2 separate regions of the Homo sapiens genome follow, and region 2 is linked to region 1. Evidence: chromatin loops called from intact Hi-C (ENCODE). Cell type or tissue: PC-3. All regions are shown on one strand.

Region 1 (8,000 bases):
CTCGATAGATGCAGAAAAGCTTTTTAATAAAATCCAATATCCCTTCTATATTAGTTCATTCTTGCTTTGCTATAGCAAATATCTGAGACTGGGTAACTTGTAAAAAAAAAAAGGAGGTTTAATTGGCTCACAGTTCTGCATGCTGTATAGAAAACATGATGCTGGCTTCTACTTGGCCTGTGGGGAAGCCTCAGGAAACTTAACAATCATGGCAGACTGCGAAGTTGGAGCAGGTATAACACATGGTCAGAGCAGGAGCAATAGAGCAAATGGGGAGGTGCTACACACTTTTAAATAACCATATCTTATAAGAACTCACTCACTATCACCAGGACAGTACCAAGGGGGACGGTGCTAAACCATGAGCAATCCACCCCCGTGATCCAATCCCCTCCAACATTGGGGATTGCATTTTAAAATGAGATTTGAAGGGGAAAAAAACATCCAAACTATATCACTTTTATGTTAAAACCCTGAAAAAACTAGCCATCAAAAAAACACACCTTAAAATAATAAGGGTCATCTATGGCACACCCCCAGCCAGCAACATACTGAGTGGGCAAAAGCTGGAAGCATTCTTCCTGAAATCTGGAACAAGGTAAGAATGCCCACTCTCACCACTCCTATTTAACATAGTACTGAAAGTCCTAGCCAGAGCAATCAGGTAAGAGAAAGAAATAAAAGACATCTAAATAGGAAGAAAGTAACTCAAACTACCTCTCTTTGCAGATTATATGATTCTATACATAGAAAATCCTATAGTCTCTGCCCAAAGGCTCCTTGAACTGATAAGCAACTTCAGTAAAGTTTCAGGACACAAAAATCAATGTATAAAAATGAATTGTATCTCTATATGTCAATAATGTCCAACCTGAGAACCAAATCAAGAATGCAATTCCATTCACAATAGTCACTAAGAGAATAAAATATCTAGAAATACAGCTAACCAGGGATATGAATGACTGCTACAAGAATTCCAAAACACTACTTAAAGAAATCAGAGATGAAACAAACAAATGAAAAAAAGTTCCAAGCTCATAGATGGGAAGAAATAATATAATTAAAATGGCAATACTGCCCAAAGCAATCTACAGATTCGATGCTATTCCTATCAAATTACAAATGTCATTCTTCACAGAACCAGGAAAAAAACTAATCTAAAATTCATATGGAACCAAAAACAAAAACAAAAACAAAAACAAAAACCTGAATAGCCCAAGCAATCCTAAGCAAATAGAACAAATCTGGAGACATCATACTACCTGACTTCAAACTATGCTGTAAGGTAACCGAAACAGCATGGTACTGGTACAAAAACAGACACATAGACCAATGGAGCATAATAGAGAACCCCAAAATAAAGTCACACACCTTCAACCATCTAATCTTCAACAAAGTCAACCATAACTAACAATGGGGAAAGGACTCCCTGTTCAACAAAGAGATGTCCCTATTCAACACTGCATGTTCTTATTTATAAGTGAGAGCTAAATGTTGAATACACATGTACTCAAAGAAGGGAAAAAATAGACACTGGAGCCTATCTGCGGGCAGAGAGTGGGAGGAGGGTGACGATAGTAAAACTACCTATCAAATATTATGCTCACAATCTGGTTGACAAAATCTTTTGTACACCAAACCCCAGCAACATGCAATTTACCCATGTGACAAACCTGCACATGTACCCCCTGAATGTAAAATAAAAGTTAAAGAATAAAAAATAAATAAATACAAATGACCCCTTTCATCAGGGTTGTGCAACCATCCTGCAGCTGCTGTGAGTGATGACTGCTACATGCTCAGAGACACCCCCTTCTCCAAGGAATTGACCTCAACTAGTGGTTCTCAAATTTTATAATGAATCAGAATCACCTGGGGGGCTTGTTAACCCTCATAGATCTGGACCCCATTCTCAGAGTTTCTCATTCAGTACGTCTGGGGAGATTTCTGAGAACTAGCATTTATAACAAATTCCTAGGTGCTATTGATTCTGCTAGTCTATGGGTCACTTCTTGAGAACCACTCTCCTAGACCAAGCTAAATCCTCCTGACCTAGAGGTCACAGCAACCCCTTTCCATCCCTCCTCTCCATGGAGGATTATACCTGACTGACAGAGGGCAAAAGGATAATTCCCTTACTAAGAGTGAGATCAACTCTGTGGAGCAATGCATGCTTCAGAGCTCCCCATGGTGTCTGGCTGAGGTTAGACCCCACCTGAGACCACAGGCTTGCTCAGCCCCTCCTGTTTCCCTCGCTGCCCTTCTCCAAGGAGAACCATCTTCAATAAACCATGTCTCAGCCTTCACTTCAGAGTAACTCAGCCAAAGACACACACACACACACACACACACACACACACACACACACAGTGGAAATACAGGAAAGAACAAAGAGCAAAGTTATCAACTTTCCCTAGACAGACAGGAATATGAATTTCCTCAAAGGAGGATTTGAAGGAGCTTTCTAGAATGAAGAAAGCCTATTTTCCCTTGAAGTCATGAGCACAGAAAGATGTATCCTGTAAAAATCTTAAAAGTTTATCAGCATCATTTTTAACAAGCCTCGGAAGCCCAGTTGTACCTGAGGCCTGCGAGTACTTGGAATTGCTCTATCTCTAAGGTGCTAGGCTGTCATTTCATCTAATGAGACAATCTGTATTTTCTAGGACTTTACACAGTAAGACTCTATAAATTCTGCATCAGGCAGACTGTGGAGCCATCTCTTAATGGCCCCAACAACTACCATTCCACTGTCTGGAATCTTCCAATATGAGATAATGTTGATAAACTGTACAGCTTTCTGCCAGCAATAAAACCAGAGAGCAAACAGAGTTTAAAGGCTGCAAGTAATTTCATTGCAGGCAAGGCCAGAGGACAGAGAATGGAAAGAATGAAGAGGTCTCAGTGGCCTGTTTCTAGAAATGGGCTATGGGGTACCACATGCCCAACTCTCTTCAATCAGTGTCATCTTTGTAAATCAGAATTAATGGGCTCACCTCTCTTTCTCGAGCAGGTGGCAGTGCCCTCCTTTGTGGGCTGACATGCCTAGAGTAGAGGCTGATGCCATCTGGACTGCTGCCAGGTAATCACATTGTTGCTGAGATTGGACCACAAGGCAATTAGCAGGGCTCTCCACAGTAGCTTTGTGTATGCCACAGCCCTCCTCATCAGTCCCTTCCTCATGCCTGACATGACAATATGCACTTGGCTACAATAATAATGAAGGGATGCAATGGACCAGTCCATCTGGTATGTTAGTAAAAATAAGACCAAGAAGGTCTCTGAATAGGTAACGGCACCAGTCAAAAGTAAAATGATAGTACTTGATGTCCAACGTCTAATTGAATATATTTCTAGATTTACACATTTTTAACAATAGGGGGCGTCAGGTCTCTATGTTGTCTGTGGTATTTATTGTGCTTCTTAAAACCCTGATTCCTTTCTGGCTTCATCACGTAGTTCCACAAGTGAAATTTGCACATGGGTGCTGTTACCAATACCTTTTATTGTCCTTGAGTAAGGTAAATAAAGACAAATCTGGCTGACAAAACCACAGGAGATTTCATGTATAGTATAGTTTCCTCAACACTGTAAGAGCAAGCACATGAAGGATCCCGGTTTATCTTTTAATAATAATTCTGAACAAGCTTATAACAAGAAAAGGAAATGCTCTTCCCACCTCAATTTTATTATTTATTTCTGAAAATAAGAAAATCCTTCATAGTCTGCATTACATTGGGAGAAGGGAATTTTATCTGAAAGTTGATGCAACCCAACTTTCTATTGCGGCTTTTCATCTCAAAGATATTTGCCTGCAGGAGCTTCCTGTTTCTCATCTTCCAAATGCAACATCTATAGCGCCAAATATTTAAATTATATTAATCTTACTTGTACATTGACTGAGAGAGAAATAATTCGAGGCAGTGGAAGCATGTTATTGCTGGATATGAAATGTGGAATGGAACATGCTTTCACTATTAAGTCCTGGAGCCTTTTGACTGATACTTGAATATTGAACTCAGAAAATTCTCAGAAAACATGCAAGAAGGGATAAGAGGCCCATCTAGAAGAAAGTTCCATATTTAACATGTTAGCAGCCTATTTGAAATATAATCTTGGGTAAAGATGCATAACATGTAAAACCTCACTGTCTGCCCATTTTTACACTATTATGTAAATGGCTGATACTTCTTTAAAGAATGAAAACTTTAATACAGTGGAATCAAACTATAATACTGGCCCCATCAAAGGAGGAAGCATTAGTTTACTGGAGTCCTATTTCAAAAAATTCAATTAAAGTCTTTGGCCAAAACAGTTAAGCCCAAAGACAATTTAGTGACCACGAGGAAAAACAGAAGCTGTTCTTCTTAAAAGTTAGTTATTTTTCCCTCCCCACCCTCCTTTTCAAAATCAAACTCCAATTATTTTTTCCTGTAGTTTTTATCTGGCAGGACAGAGACCTCAGAGGTGGAATGACAAGGCCACACTGCTTTCTGGCACACCTAGGTAGGTGAGCAAAGCAGTCTGAACATTCACCTCCTGGGATGAGTGATGAAGTGATGAGTCAAAGTCTTCTCTTTGGAGTGACTTCATTCCCTCAGGTTTGGGTTCTCTGACCTATGAATCCCACAGTGGAAAAAATCAGCTGTCACCACCAACTCTTGACCCGGCTTTCCCCATGCATTTTTTTCTACTTTCTGGATCATTGTATTCAAGTGTTTTTTCTTAATATTACATATCATTTTCTCACAGGCAATCTCTCAGCGCACTAAACATCACTAAAATGTTTATTACAGTAACTTTTCTATCACCATTTTAGGCAGTTTATAGAGGATGACTTGTGCTTTATGTACACTATAAATGTTATATATTTGCTATGAACCCAACAAATTACATTCTAATTTCAAATGTTTACACACAGCAATCCAGAATGTTAAACAATAATTTTCTGCCCTTTGAACAGGAAGTAGAGTCATTATAAAAAGTCTCATCTAAATGGAAAGGATAGGCTTCTGGAATGTTAAAGATTTTGTGTGAGTAATCTCTGAAACAAGTGATGGTTGTAAATGTCATGTAAAAGAATATTCAGCTTGCTTTTGGAAGTCCATTTTGGTTATTTTCTCTAAATATTTTTCATGCTATTTTGTTTTATAAAAGAGTGCCTTTTCAGAAGTGGCTCTTTGCTGAACGAGGAGCATCCCTTCCCCTTTCTGTTAATGGAAGATTTTGCCATCAGCTTGGAAACAGCCAAGCATGTGGTGATTTGTGTCGGGCAAGGTAAATGTTTCTCATCCACATCCCTTCCTAACTTCTGAGTGGGTCTAGGTGAAAAGGACCTGCCATTGTTTTCACCATTTGCAAGGTTCTCTTTATTGGAAAATAGAGAGCTGGTAGAATTTGTGTTGGGGGCGATTCTTCTTTTTGAGAGGATGATAGCATGACTAAAATTATGGAAGCATAAAAGCTGCAGGTTTTCTATAATGGGCACTGCTCAGTATTATTAATAACCATGCACAAGGCACTTTTATGTTGGCAAGTGGCTTCAATCATTTTTATCACGTAATAGCTGCAGAGGTTCAGTGAGCTCTTCAATCTCTTCACAAGATTGGGTCCCAGTAACTTGTAGAGTTTTAAGGCTGGGAGGAAATTCCCAAGACTTATTCAAGAAATATTCTTGAATTATTAATTTAAGAAATATTTTATATGTAAATACATACACATATGCAAGCACACACACACACACACACATGCATGCATCAGTGTATATCCTAGGGATATGACAATGAGATAAACACAGGCCCTGAATTATCTCATTTAATCTTTACCATAATCCCATGAGAAAGACTCTATTATAATAGCCTTTTCAAAGATGAAGAAAATGAGATTTGGAAAAGTTAAGGGATTTATCACTACGATAATAAGTGGCAGAACCTGGACTCAAATCTAAGTGTCTGATTTTAAACCTCACACTCTTTAGGTGAATATATTTGACAAGAGACCACATGTCAGAGTCAGGAGGAGGCTCTGTGCTCTTCCAGATGATCCCTTACCCAGAGACCCAGAGTCAGTACTAGTGATGGAAGTGGAAGCCAGCCTTTTGCAAACATCTGCTAGAGATGAGGTTTCCATGGTCCGCTCTCCAGTGCCTCCCTGCCACCACACATCCTCAGCCAGGCAGACACTACGTGTTCCAGAAAATAAAAACCAAAGGATGGGAAATAAGTCAATACAGATTGAAATCATTAAATTAGAAAACTAAAAATAATTTTTTAAAAAGTGATTAAGAGCTACTTTTGGGAAACACTAATAAACAAATTTCTGACAATGTTGAAGAAATACAAATTATTATGAGAGAAATGAGATAGAGACATTTGTTCAGAGGAGATTAAGAAGCTAATTATTCTTTAAAAGCTATGTATAGTAAACTGATACATTTAAACAGTTTTGTTGAAATAGTTGATATCTGGGCTAATACAAATTAAATATAAAGAAAGTCAAAAGAGATAGAGAGCCTTGAAAGCAAACACACGTGGAAGAAAGAGGAAAAAGTTTTCAAAGAATTAAGGATTCAAGAGGCATTAGGCTCTACTGCTTTACTGGCAAATTTTATTAAGCCTTTAAAATATAAAACATTCTTAATTTTTTTGTTTCTTTGAGTGTCTGTGTGTGTGTGTTTACACACCTATTGAATGCCTATTACTTGCCACAAGTAGTGACATGATAGTGTGTGCTCACATTAAATATGATAGTGCGTGCTATCATATTTAATACGATTTTATGAGGGAGGTACTGTTGTTATTTTTTTTCCTACAGATGGGAAATAAGTTTGTTAAGTTACACAACCAAGATGAGACAGTAAATAGTGTAACTGAATTTCTAACCCACATCTGTCATATGTAAGAGCCTAGATTCTTAACCATTACCTTAAGTTACTTCCTGAACTCAAATTGTAACAGAGTACAAAATTTTTTAAAATAAGTGAAGTATTGATGCAATAGTACTTTACCAATATGCATCCCTAAAGAAAAAATATTTAGACCATTCTCATTTTTAAATGTTGAAACAACAAATGTCTTAAATAAAATATTAGTATATCAATTATAGCAGCATGAAAAATATGCCATGACCAGTATGTTTATGTTATCAATAGCAGGATATATATTACCTTAATAAGTAAAAGGAGAAAAAATATATATAAATTCTACTAATCAGTGTCAGAAAAAGTTATTTATTTTATTTTATTTATTTTTTTCTTTTTGAGAGGGAGTCTCGCTCCCTCACCCAGGCTGGAGTGCAGTGGCGCGATCTCGGCTCACTGCAAGCTCCACCTCCCGGGTTCACGCCATTCTCCTGCCTCAGCCTCCGGAGTAGCTGGGACTACAGGCGCCTGCCACCACGCCTGGCTAATTTATTTTATTTCTTTGTATTTTTAGTAGAGACGGGGTTTCACCGTGTTAGCCAGGATGGTCTCTATCTGTTGACCTCGTGATCCCCCCGCCTCGGCCTCCCAAAGTGCTGGGATTACAGGCGTGAGCCACCGCGCCCGGCCAGAAAAAGTTATTTATATAATTTAACTTTTATTCTGATTTAAAAATAATCCTAATATTAAAGGAATTTTCATTAAAGGTCAGAACAGAAAAGAATGTACACTCTCTCAAGCATTATTTATATTGTTTTAGAAATTCCTGTCAATGCAATAAAATTTTTAAAAAGATATTTAGGTATTTGAAAGTTGCAGTGGAATTTGTTATAATTACCCACAGATCCTCCATGTGAAAAATCCAAGAGAACCAAGGTAACAATGATCAAAAATTTAAAGAACAATTCACTAAGTGGGATGAATAAAAAGAACTATTAAAAGAATTCTATATCTGCCTGTGCTCATTATCCAAATTTATATTGAGGTCATTTTATCATCAATTTTATAGCACTCTTTGAATATTAATTTTAGTTTTATAGGTCTTTTTATGGTATCTTTTGCCAATCTTTAAGAATCTTGG
Region 2 (8,000 bases), 280 kb after region 1:
CTATGACAAATGGAACAATCTGATCCCTGAAATGGAGGCTGAAAATCTGGCATTACACAAAAGAACGGAAACATAAGAAAGTGTGGTTTTGAACGTTTAAAAGAGTGTACATCCAAACTATGGATGTGGAAATTGCTAGGATAAAATTATCCAAAAAAGAATCAAATTTACAATTTGATATATCACAGAAATGAACTATCTGTCAATCTTATGTAATATAAAATACTCAGCTTCTGAGCTGTGGGCTTATTTGTGAAACCTTCAAGATTTTAAAGTAGATAAGAAAGGAGAAGCCAGTAGTTGCATTTGTAACATATAGCAAGGTACTTTCAGAAGTGGAATCTTTTTGTTGAGTAGTCTCCTTAATAAAGTCTAAGGCCTAATATTTGGGAAAAATCTTATGTAGTGGGAGAAATTATTACCTTTCTTTGCTCATAATTATAATTAGGAAGGAAAGAAGGAGGGAAGGAAGGAAAGAAGGAAAGAAGGAAGACCCAACTGTCAAAAACTCTCCTGCAAATATATGAAAGTAGAATATGAAATATTTGGAGGAATGTATTAATATGATGAAGGCTGCAGCAAAAATAAATGTAAAACTGTGAAAACAAAAGGGGTCATTTATTCTTTATTGCTAGCACCTAGCAGAGAGGACTGTTCATAATTATAGTTAAGTATTATATTAAGAATAGCATTTCCCCGTATTTGATAAAGTCTGCTAAATAGAAAAATGTGTTCTATGCCTCAAAGATTACATATTTTCAGTGGAAATAAGATATAAAGAAAGTAAAGAACAAAATGAGATCCTGTTGCATCTCAAAACATGCATGATGACGAGAGAAGTAACTTGAATCTCCAAGTACCAAAGAAGTCTAAGCATATTTACATAAATGACTACTTTTAGTCAGTCTCACAAGGCATTATTAGTATCATAATTTTAAATATTTATGTGTGTGCATAGATAATTTGTGTAATTTGAATCTTGGCAATTTGCAAATGTAAAAACGGCAGATCCCAGGTATCTAAAATCCTGTGTGGTTCAAAACTATCCTCATATCCTGGTAGACTTCGTTTTCAGTTTTGGGAGCACTAGCTCTCTGCTGGCAACTCTGTGGCCTGACCACTCATATGGGGCTTGGGCATACTCCCAGATGCCAATTCCAGATTAGGCCATGATTGCTCTACACTTCAGAGACTCCAGCAGGAGCAAGGAGAAGATAGCATGCCAGCCAGTGGACTACATTGGCTATTTGCTCTACTGGCAATCCACTAGGCTCACCAAGATGCCACACTTAAGGTGATGCTGCAAAACTGAAAAGAAATGCTGCCCATCCAAATACTAAAAATGCTCTGTTTTTTAGGTTTCCATTTTATTTTAATTTATTAAAAAATATACACTTCCAAAAATTTACACTTCTATATTTAGGAATACTCTTCCCCCAAAATGGATAAGAACAAAGTCAGAGATGATACTTTACCATGAATAGTAGCAAGAAATTTCTGAGGGAGGGACATTGTGAATTTCCTGAGAGGGAAATTTGTGTTCTCACTTACTTTATGACTTTCTTCTTTCTTCTTCTTCTCCTTCTTCTTCTTCTTCTTCTTCTTCTTCTTCTTCTTCTTCTTCTTCTTCTTCTTCTTCTTCTTCTTCTTCTTCTTCTTCTTCTTTTCTTCTTCTCCTTCTCCTCCTCCTCCTCCTCCTCCTTCCTCTTCCTCTTCCTCTTCCTCTTCTTCTTCTTCTTCTTCTTCTTCTTCTTCTTCTTCTTCTTCTTCTTTGAGAATAAAAGTACTGCAGGTGATCTTCAAGACTTACTGACTTCCAAAGTGCAGTATTTTGGAGTGATACTGCATCAATACCATTGCAAAATTTCATTATAAATTAACTTGTCATGCATTATGATCCAATTTAAGACTAGATTACATTTCCTTTTAATTAACTAGAAGGACTCTTACATATCTTTTTCTCTTCTTTTAATCTAGCACCTCTTTCAAATATATTAAGAAGTGATTGAAGCTACAAATAGAGTCCAACTTCCAAGAGTCAATGCAAAAAGATTACTGCTTCTTTGAGAAGAATCTGAAAGTGACTTAACCCTCTCTCACATAAGTTATTTTAAAATGAGGAATATTGTACTAAAACATCTAGTAGAATGCTTGGAATTCAATAATAACTTGATGAATTAGTTATTTAATGAATTAATACATAAATTTAACTAGTCATGAGATTATGACACGTAATCACAATGCAAAATGACTGTGGTTTCATTCTTAAATTAGTTTACCATTATCATTATCACTACCACAAATCAGATTGCTAAATAAAACTAGTTTTGCTATGATACAGTTTGAGATTTTGAATAAAACTTAAGTTAAATGTTAATATAAATAGTATCAATTTAAAACAATTTAAATATACTTATTGGAGACTCACTCTGTGCCTGACAGTATTTTGATTAAAGAATGTAGGATAATAGGACTAGCCCTTAAAGAGTCACATTTTAGAGTGGAGGAAGCTGAGTCATAGATACATTAAGCATATCAAATATTTCACTCTAGGGGTGAGGCAGAGCCTAAATTCTGACAGATTGGTTCTGGGACTTCAATTTTATCCATACGCTTTTGAAATGAGTGAGGATAATAGTTACTACATGACTGGCAATAAATACTGAAGGCATGCCATAGTGATGCCAGTGGCAATTCAGGTGGGTAGAACCACAGGGGATAGTTGAGGTTGCATGTTTATTCTAACCTTTCCAAATCTCAAAAAAACCTGTTTAATTTTATATTTGGAAAAAGTAAACATAAAGACTGAGAAGAGATAGAAAATAATGAATTAATTTGGATGCCTGTTTGCAGTGTTAATCACACTGTAAAGCATGTTTGTGGTTGAAATATAATTACCCATTTAATCAAAAAATAGAAAAGTAAAGATAATGGAAAAATTGTTAATAAAGCTAAAATTAAGAAGAAGTACATTTAATAAAATGTGCAATAAAAGGAATTTAGTCTATAAAAATGTATGTTTGAAATTAATGTCAAAGACAAACTAAAATAAAAACCCTACACCTACACACAACCAAATAATTTAACAAAAATTTTAAAACTAGTTGAATAATGCCAAAAGAATGTCAAGATTAATTAAATAGACATTTAAATTATCATAAAATATGTTTTGTGCTTGGAATAAATGTCAAAATCAAAACAACTCAAAATCACTGAAAACAAAGTCAAGAATAATTTTGCAATATGACTTGGGCTAAAATTTCTTAAGAATTCAGGGATATTTTTGTGTGGAGCCACTGATTGGAATATTTTGTTCTAAGCTTGCTTCCCTCTACAAGAAACCAGTAAAAAATTTTCAGAAAAAAATAGCAGTTTGTGGGAATACCCTATAACTCCATTTAAAGAAATTAAATTCCCTTCTGCTTGGTAGGTTTAGATTCAGGGAAGGGTGTATAAGTGACAACATCGGTATTCATTTGTATCATTCTCAGTATATACTATTTATTAATCTCCTTGACTGAGTATCCCCCAAGTAGGTTTGCCACTTTTAATCAGCTCCTACTTCCAACCACTATTCTTTGAACCGTAAGGTTGGAGTTGAGGTTCTGAGGATATGGGCACAGCCCAGTTGAGCCATCATACAGTGAGCAATGATCTGGGTGTTTTAGAAACCACAACAATGCACACATTCTATCACGTTTCCTTTAAAAAACCATTAATGAGCAGGATACATTTTACTGCCTTCCACATATTGTGCATACACTAACTAAATACCTTGATGAGAACAAGCATTACAACGATGACTGGAGTACAGCCCTGCCCTCTAGGAGACTCCAGGGGGAAGTTGTATTAACTTTTTACAAAATGGAATAGGGTTCATTAAGTAGCTCTTCATCTGCAGCTGTGCTTTTGAAAATGAGGATGGTTTCATGAACAAATGCAATATTTACCCAGAGGATTCTTTTCTTGTTTCTCAAATATAGGAAATGACTAAATCCTGAATGTTTGATATAACCTCTTACCTCCAAATGAATGTTTTCACTATACAAAACAACTCAGTGTTAAAGTCATTTGAAAAGACCTATTAACTACTTCAATGTAGAACTAGATACATGGATGTATGTGTGTGGTATCTAAGTACACATTTTGATTCTGCAGATATTTTTAGAGTGTCCATGTATAGCACTTTGCTCAGAACTTTCCACTTACTTTAAATTTTTACTTCAAAAACAAGCTCTCATAATTTCATGAGAGTTTTATGATCTTGTTATCATATTAAAAAAAGCTTAGGCCGCTTATGATCTTGTTATCATATTAAAAAAAAAAGCTTAGGCCAAGGGCAATGCTGTTGTCCTTTATATTTATCTACATAAAGGCCACATAAAGCCTAAGACTCTGTTCTTCTTCTAGTCCTGTATTCTTTCCAAGTTGCTTTTGTGCATATGTAGACAGACATAAATATAAACCAAGACACACTTATATTAAACTCATGTATTCTGAGTTAGGGTGGTCCACTCAGCTTTTAACTTTTAAAATCATTCCTTTAAGATCTGCAAATTCATTGGCCTCCAAAGGAGCGAAAAGTTTGTTTCTTTCAGTGACCTAACATTTTTCATGTAATTCGAATGTTGGAGAAGTCTCACTTGAATTAGGTTACACACACACAAAATAGCAGGTGGGCTAAGTCACTCAGAGTATGCAAGTGACACTCCTCTGAAGCCCCTCCCTGAATGCCAGATCAGGCCACATAGCAGCCTGGAGTCGGTTCCAGCTCAGAGAACAGAGCAGCAGCTGCTGGGAGTTGGCAGCAGACCAAGTCTCAGCTGTATTCTTGGCCTTCTGCCTCCTCCAGGCACTTACCAGGGGCGCATGACCAAGGAAACAGCTGAGCCCCCACCTCAAAGAGGAAACGCAACCGCCACAGCCCCCGCCGCCACCTGCTCCGGAGCCAAACAACCAACAAATTCCTGCTCAATTCGAAGGGATAAAGCGGACTGCTGATTCACTCCTAGGAACGCCCGGGCTGTTTCCACTGAGGATAGAGGCATAGCTTAACAGGAATGGGACGTCATCGTGAACGCTCTGGCAGAGCCACCTGGGGACTTGAAGTTGCAGGGTATCAGAAATGATAGAATAGCAGTTACCAGAGTCTAGGGATCGTGGGAGGGATGATGGAGAGAGTCTGGTCAACAGGTACAAAGTTACACTCAGGAGGAAAAAGTTCTGTTCTAGAAATTGCTCTATAGGGTAACTACAGTTAACAATATTGTATTGCATATTTCCAAATAGCGAGAAGAGAGGATTTTTAATGTTCTCACCACAAAGAAATGACAAATATTTGAGGTGATGGATATGCTAATTACTCTGATTCGATCATTACACAATGAATACATGTGTTGAAATACCACATTATACCCCATAAATATGTACGTGTCAATTAAAAACAAAATCAAACTTTAAAAAATAGTTTAGGTGTTCAAGTCACAGGGTTCTATTAAGATTTCAAACATTGCTTTAGATATTGTCTGCAAGCTTTTTTGAAGATACTCCTTTCTTAAACAGAAATTTTGATTTTCGCTTTATAGTGGGCTGAAAATTTGCCAAGAACACGGACGACTGGACAGTTCACTTTCATTTGCAACAATTTCCAAGAGGACCCTCGGTTACACAGCATAATTACAAAACTAAAGCAAACATGTTAAATGCCCTGCACCTTTTTTGAGATGCCAAGTATGGCCTTCTTGGGTGCCATGAAGCATTAAGATAGCCTCAGGCATCAGCACACATTCCAGGTCCAAATCCAATTCCCACGGCCCAGCAGGCAAGCTGGGACAGTGGAAATGCGAGTATATGGCCCAGCATTACTCCGGAGGACTGTGGGGGTGAGCGTGCCACTTCCCAGAACCGTGGCTCTGACAGCTTCAACTGCACTCACGTCAGTGCTATTAAGAGATGTTCCTACCTTCAAACATTGTGAAATCTCACCCCGCTCCGAGGACACATCCCTCCAGATCTGTCTCCGATCAACACGGGAGGCTGTGCTTTGTGCTATTAAAAATTTCTCTGGAACAAGAAGGGCAAAATGCTGATGCTTCATGATGCATACATGGGGGTTTGTTACACAATTATCTCCATTTTGTGCACATTTAAAAAATTTCCATAATAAAAAGTTCAAAGTATAAAAATTTGTCTGGGGATTAAATCATTGTCAGATGCAAGAACTATGCGCCCAGACTGGGCTTCAGTCCAGGTGGGAGAGACTCTGATTTGTAGGTGATTGATTGTTATTTCCAAGGAGAATGTTAGGGGTTTAAAAACCGTATAGATCACAGCTTTTTTGAAAAAACTGACCCAAATCCAGTGAAGCCTTTTCTCCCTAGCAGCAATACACAATTTTTATTCAATTCTGGGGTAAGCATTTAGATACGTCTGCTCTAGGCATCATGAAGTTTCTGTTGTTATTTTTTTTTAATTTGTACAAATTTATAGGGTACATGAGAAATGCTACAACATGCATACAATACATAGTGATAAAGTCAGAGTATTTAGGGTGTCCATCGCCTGAGTACAGTATCTTTTTGTTAAATATAGTCACCCTACTCTGTTATCAAACATTGAATCTATTCCTTCTATCTTGCTGTATGTTTGTACCCTTTAATCAACTTCTCTTCATCCTTTCTTCCCTATGCCACTCACCCTTCCCAGCCTCTGTTATCTATCTTTTTACTCTCTGTCTCCATGTGATCAAAATTTTTAGCTCCCAGATACAAGTGAGAATATGCAATCTTTGTTAATTTTTTTTACCCTTCTGGTAGATTTCACTTGGTGGGCACAATTCTCCCTTCAAGGTCTTGTTGCCTCTTGTTGAACTGTCTCTGCTGCAGAGAGCTGCACTACCTCAAGCACACTCTTTCCTAGAATAATCCATATCCAATAATTCAATAAATGATCAAGAGGGTACTAGAAGCCCTGAGATCTCAACCCTTTGTGGGACTCTCTGAAGGTCATTCCAGTGGCAGAGCTTTCTGCAGGATCAGCAGAGGCTGTCCTCATCCTCTGGCCTGAACTGCAGCTCACCTTCTCTCTCTGCCCAGTCCTGCTCCCCTCCCTGTCCCTCTGTGGGGTTGGTCCCAAGAACTCTCCTTAGTAAACATCCTGCACACTTAACTCTATCTCAGAGTATGCTTTCCAGAAACCTACCTGCAACATCACAGGACATCCTTTCAGAAGGGTTGAAAATGCTTTGCAGTAGTGATAAAACCCAGGTTAACAATCACCATTTTGCTTTAAGCCATTGTTAGCTCCTCTTAATCACCTCTCTAATACCTGGCACCTCATCACTGCTCCAAATCTTGCAATATTTATAAAAGTATTAAAACTACATACAGTACGCACATGTATGCCAATTGGTACTGCTAAGTTGGTTTATATGGGACCACATATTTAATGCTTAAAAATAAACCACACACACTATGATTCTTTCCAATGGTGTGAATTATCTTCTACACCTGAAATCTCATCCTATTTTGACCTTTAACTCTCAGAGGCCACTATAATGCTACATAATTCTCTAATCTCAAATCCAAAGTATGTCTACTTGTGAACACCTCCGAAAATTATATCCTCAAACTTAATTTTAAAATCACCAATAGCTAACACCAGGCCTGACACATAATAGGCATTCAAGATACTATGATTACAAATTAGTTAGTGCCCATGAAGTGTTTCAAAACTTTTACAAAGTATCTCATTTATTACCTCACAACCAGAAACAGGTATGTCACTGTCTCCTTTATACACATGGAACAACTAAAATTCAGTAAGGTCAAGGAACTTGCCCAAGGTAACACAATAAATACAAAGGCATCCACTGTGCCTCATTCTCTCTCCAGGAAATATGTATTATTGTTGCCTACAAAAGTACTCTTTTGAGAGATGAGGCAGGACATAAAAAGGTCAATGAGAATTGAATACTGTTGATTTTTTGAATTTTATAGCCG

Evidence for each region. A loop is a pair of places that touch in the nucleus more often than their neighbours do. Peaks named below come from ENCODE experiments on the same cell type or tissue, not always from the same donor. Only the 100,000 strongest peaks of a DNase experiment are listed, where the experiment ranks them.
Region 2: a loop joins it to region 1, with 11 times the contacts of the local background. A loop is called at or near these places in 3 of 110 quality-filtered maps.

What each region holds. Positions count from the first base shown.
Region 1 is chr3:35,942,105-35,950,104 of GRCh38, reverse strand. No RefSeq gene overlaps it. Among named protein-coding and RNA genes, the nearest start is that of MIR128-2, 200 kb to the right of the region's middle. In PC-3, a CTCF peak has its summit at 3,374; DNase peaks (open chromatin) are centred at 3,434, 4,574 and 4,914; H3K4me3 peaks cover 650 bases; H3K27ac peaks cover 2,931 bases.
Region 2 is chr3:35,661,614-35,669,613 of GRCh38, reverse strand. All of the region lies in intron 1 of ARPP21 (cAMP regulated phosphoprotein 21), which reads right to left. Among named protein-coding and RNA genes, the nearest start is that of ARPP21-AS1, 14 kb to the right of the region's middle. In PC-3, no CTCF peak of the experiment used is centred here; no DNase peak of the experiment used is centred here; H3K27ac peaks cover 762 bases.